2 separate regions of the Homo sapiens genome follow, and region 2 is linked to region 1. Evidence: read pairs that join two places in POLR2A ChIA-PET (ENCODE). Cell type or tissue: endothelial cell of umbilical vein. All regions are shown on one strand.

What was found. ChIA-PET counts read pairs that join two places held together with the same protein. Peaks named below come from ENCODE experiments on the same cell type or tissue, not always from the same donor. Only the 100,000 strongest peaks of a DNase experiment are listed, where the experiment ranks them.
Region 2: POLR2A ChIA-PET joins it to region 1 with 11 read pairs; 2 of 35 experiments call an interaction of 5 or more read pairs at or near these places.

Annotation. Positions count from the first base shown.
Region 1 is chr10:28,626,807-28,629,306 of GRCh38, forward strand. No RefSeq gene overlaps it. Among named protein-coding and RNA genes, the nearest start is that of BAMBI, 49 kb to the right of the region's middle. RefSeq lists a silencer at 1,406-1,585. In endothelial cell of umbilical vein, a CTCF peak has its summit at 1,493 (motif pointing right); a DNase peak (open chromatin) is centred at 1,515; H3K27me3 peaks cover 89 bases.
Region 2 is chr10:28,502,139-28,504,638 of GRCh38, forward strand. No RefSeq gene overlaps it. Among named protein-coding and RNA genes, the nearest start is that of LINC02652, 7.6 kb to the left of the region's middle. In endothelial cell of umbilical vein, no CTCF peak of the experiment used is centred here; a DNase peak (open chromatin) is centred at 1,143; H3K4me3 peaks cover 172 bases.

The sequences.
Region 1 (2,500 bases):
CTTTGGGAACCTTAATCGAGTCTCTTCACCTATTGTTATTTTCCATGTGGACTTTGCTGGAGCTAGCATTTCCTGCTTTAGTGTAAAAACAGAAAAGTGTTAGAAAAGCCGCTGGTAGAGAATGAAGGTGAGAACCTAGGAAGAGAAATGTGTCTGTGTCCAGCACTAGAGGAAGGAACTGAGCTGTTACCATGTAGTTGAACCAGGAAAGAGGAAAACTGTGCCTGGGGACAAGGTCAATGCAAACTGCAGAGCAAATGTCAAGCCTTTCCACTGATGCCTTGGCAGCCATTCATCATGGGGACCCCCTTGTCTGCATCCTCTCTGCTTCCAAAGAATCACTGATGATGGTCAATAGGAGGTTCTTGCTGCAAATCACTCTGGTGAATTGCATTTAATGCCGTGTAAGAATTACCATGTTTTGTTTGGCTGGGGCCACTGAACTTCTCAGGCAGGGGAAGACTGCATATCTCCAAGAAGGTTTAATGCTACCATTGAGTTTCTTGGCTGGAATCCATCCCACATCATTCAGCTTGCTCGTTAGCACCATGCAGTGCCTAGGAGTCCCACTCATATGGAAGGGCACTCATGTCAGCTTTTCTAAGTGTGGATGTTTGACATTCCAGCTGTCTCTCCTCTCTCCTCACTCAACAGTGATGCTGTGACTTCTTATTTTGAAAAATATCAAACGTATAAAAAGTTGAAAGAACTATACAGTGAGCACCTACTCGTATATTCCCCACTGAGATTCAATGATTAACGTGGTCCTATTTCTCTACCTCTCTTTCTCTGTCTCTGTATGCTCTTTTGTTTGAACCATTTGAAAGCCAATTGTAGAAACGGTGGGACATACCCCTACACACTTTAGTGTGACTCTCCTAAGAATAAAGCCATCATCCTACATAACTATAATAAGCTGGGCATGGTGGCTCACACATGTAATCACAGCATTTTGGGAGGCCAAAGCAGGCAGATCACTTGAGGTCAGGGGTTCGAGACCAGACTGGGCAACATGATGAAACCCCATCTCTACTAAAAATACAAAAATTAGCCAGGTGTGGTGGTGCATGCCTGTAGTCCCAGCCACTTGCGAGACTGAGGTACAAGAATCGCTTGAACCTGGGAGGTGGAGGTTGCAGTGAGCCGAGATCGCGCCATTGCACTCCAGCCTGGGTGACAAAGCGAGACTGTCTCAAAAAAAAAAAAAAATTTACATATATACTGTCATCACAAAAGCAAACACAATTTGATGGAATTTGGGGACAGGAATAATTAGAGAAATATCCCTATGGAGGTCAAAGCAGAGGAGGTTTCACGTTCTATTGTGCAAGCAGGCTTTTCCAATTACTCCCTACAAGCATACTGAAATGTTTTACAATGAGCATGTTCTTTTGGAGTCAGAACGAAAAAAAATACAAAACCTTTTAAAGCAGCGGTCAGGAACACTGGGTCTCAGCCACGTCTGTGGTGGCCACTGGGCTTGTCGTGGGCCTTCAACACCAGGTGGCGGTGTTGAGCTACATTCAGCAAGCCGGTACTACCCGGTGAGAAGCCTCCCTGGGAAACTAGGGATGGGGCAAGAGAAGGGTGGTTGCACTTTCAAAGTAAATGTCAGAACTTCAAGTAAATCCCTAAAGACATAGGAAGGGGGAAATGACGGAGAACTTAATGAACATATACCTCTTTTGGGGGAAGATGTTCTATACATTGTCTCAGGAGGCTGATCTACTGAATTCAAACCCTCATTCTGTCCCCTCCTTGTTGACTTGCCATGTACAAGCAACTTGACCCAGAGAATGCTGGGTTTTGTTTTATCCTATGTAGGATGACTGGCAGGGATACGGGTGACGAAAGCCCTGAGCACAGGGCCTGACACCGTGCAAGTGCATACAACGTGCTGGCTACTTAACCATGATGACTCACTTCTCTCCACAACTGAGCCACTGCTGGCTTTGTCCTCTCGAAAACCTCTTCTGCCTCTGCTCTAGTCACCTTGTTCGCAGAGCTACCTGGGTATGGGTGGACAGTGGCTTCTTTTGCAGAGTCAGGGAGGTGGACAGCACCCACATGTTGAGAGCAGGACTGCGTCACAGGCTGCAAGCACAGGAGAGTTATCCATTGGCCTCCAGAGTCCATCCTGTAGCATAAGTGTACTTATACCTGATGGACAAAGAATCTTGATTTTGGGTTCAGAATATATTGGCACAAAACCACCCTAGAATGGAAACATTCAGGCCCTCGGCCGGCTTTGCCAAGCTCCCTCCGGAGCATGCACAGTAGCTGCTTTGTTTCATAGGATGGCATCAGCCTCTCCTAAGAAGCAGGTTGGAGAGGACTCGGGGTCACTGGGTGGCTCATCCCAGCCAGCAAGCTGACCCAGAGCCCTCCCTGACAGCTCTTGCCACTGCCCACGTCCACCCAACATTGCACTGATTTCTTCTACCTGCTGCCGGTGTGTGCCCTCCCTTGTCAGAGCTCCTCTTGCCCCTTTCTCCTGGGA
Region 2 (2,500 bases), 120 kb before region 1:
TGAGGGTTTACCCATTTAAATTAGTTTAGCTACGAATAACAGTAAATGCAAAATTACAGTGGTTTATCAAAAAAGCAGATTACTTTCTCACTCACGTTAAAAATCTCTCTAGGGAGGTAGTAGTCTCTCTAGAGGTGACGCGCCGTCCCACGATGCCAGGAAACCGGGCTCTTATCTTTGGCTCTATCATCCTTAGCACATGGTTTCCACTCATAGTCTAAGGTGCGTATTCACGCTCCAGCTCTCACATTCACAATGTAGCCAGAAAGGAGAAAAGCAGGCGGGGCGCCGTGGCTCACGCCTGTAATCCCAGCACTTTAGGAGGCCGAGGCGGGTGGATCATGAGGTCAGGAGATAGAGACCATCCTGGCTAACACGGTGAAACCCCGTCTCTACTAAAAATACAAAAAATTAGCCAGGCGTGGTGGCTGGAGCCTGTAGTCCCAGCTACTCGCGAGCCTGAGGCAGGAGAATGGCGTGAACCCGGGAGGCGGAGCTTGCAGTGAGCCGAGATCGTGCCACTGCACTCCAGCCTGGGCGACAGAGCGAGTCTCCGTCTCAGAAAAAAAAAAAAAAAAAAAAAAAAAAGGAGAAAAGCAGAAGAACCTTTTCCCTTTAAGGATAGTTCCTGAAAATTCCACGCACCACTCCTGCTTATATCCAGCTGGACAGACATGGCCACGTCAAGTTACAAAGGAAGTGGAGAAATACAATCTTTTTCTGGACAGAGAGAGGCCCACTAAAAACTAGGGATTCTACAAAGAAAGAATGGAGAAAAAATATTGGGAGAAAGCCTCCTTTTGACAGAGCTTTTATATTTGTAGTGTTCCACAGGTAAATTTATTCACTTATATAAACGGGTCAATCTTCTTTCGAATATGAAAGTAACTTGCATATAGAAAAACATCCAAAATTTATTTTAGAATTTTGCAGATGAAATCTAGTTTTTCAAATGTTAATTTAAGATGGCCTGTCTTTTTTGATACAGGTAATGTATATTCCTTTTTCTGGAAGTATACTTTGTGATTAAAAAAAAAAAAAGAATCAAAGCCAGATGGAAAACAGCATTGTAAAAGGAAAGAATTCAGTACTACCGCACAGTTTTATACCACCTGGCAAGCAGACAACACTAATATGAATTTGGAACCCTGCCGATGGAGTCATATGCCCCTGCTGGGCTGGGCTGCTAGGACAAGCACCTGCCTATATGTGCCAAGTGTGCTCCCTGCTACGTGCTTTTAATGCAGTGGCCTAAAGGCACATAATGCAGGCCAAAGGTGGGCTTGAAAGAATACTCTCACAGAAGTCACATTATCCCAAAGTGATAACAAGGTTTGATTAATTAGGAAATACTGGACATTTATATGAGTGGAATTATCATATTTCCTCAACACTCTCTCTTTACAGACACTAATGCTTCATCAGCTCAACATAGCATCCATGTCCTCAAAACCTTCCATCACAGTTTTAAACATAAGACTCGGTAAACACAAACAAACAAACATCTTTCAAACATGCATATTCAGATACTATCTTCATAATTTGAATTCCTGCAAGATAGATCAATGGAGTCATGCAGGCTACAGATTAATCCAACGTAGCAACGAATTACTAGGCACCCAATTTTCATGCAGTATTTGAGGAAATATGATAATTCCACTCATATAAATGTCCAATATTTCCTAATTAATCAAATATTGTTATCACTTTGGGATGATGTGACTTCTGTGAGAGTATTCTTTCAAGCCTCAAACACTTATGTGAGACTTCTGTGAGAGTATTCTTTCAAGCCTCAGGACACTTACCGAGTCTTATGTTTACTATGATGGAAGGTTTTGAGGACGTGGATGCTGTGTTGAGCTGATGGAGCATTAGAGTCTGTAAAGAGAGAGTGTTGACAGGGGTAATGATTGCCAGCTGCAGGGTCCAGAGAAACCCTACATTAACAAGAGACAATTACAGAAAATATTAGAAACCTCTAGGATTCTACAACACACTCTATTATTAAGCAAATTTTGCTTTACCAAAGACCTCTAGATAGGTACCATTTCTCTAAAATTTAGGAGAATAAAGGGCCCCAAGAAACCACTGGCAGGCTTTCCTTCTGCTTCATTTCAAAGACAAATCGCTGAAGGATAATACAGAAGCCTCTGAGGCAATGATAAGCCATTAGAAGCCAAAGAGCTACATGTAGCTTACCTAGTGACACTATTCACTGGCAAAACAATTGCAAGAATAAGAAACCAAAGTAGAAGATCATTGTATTCACTGATTAATTTGTGTTTGACCTGAGAATTAATACTCCTGCTTCTATACTGGGGCTGCGGAAGTTGCATAGTGCTCCAGGATTTGGTCAAGAATGAAAGCTTCCTAGATACAGGTGGCATTTGGGACTGAAAAACAGCATATAGGACAGCAATGAATAAGGAGCAAGAGAACGCGCACGCAGAAGGAAAAGATTAAAGAGCTGCTCCCATTTCTTTTTTTTTTTTTTTTTTTT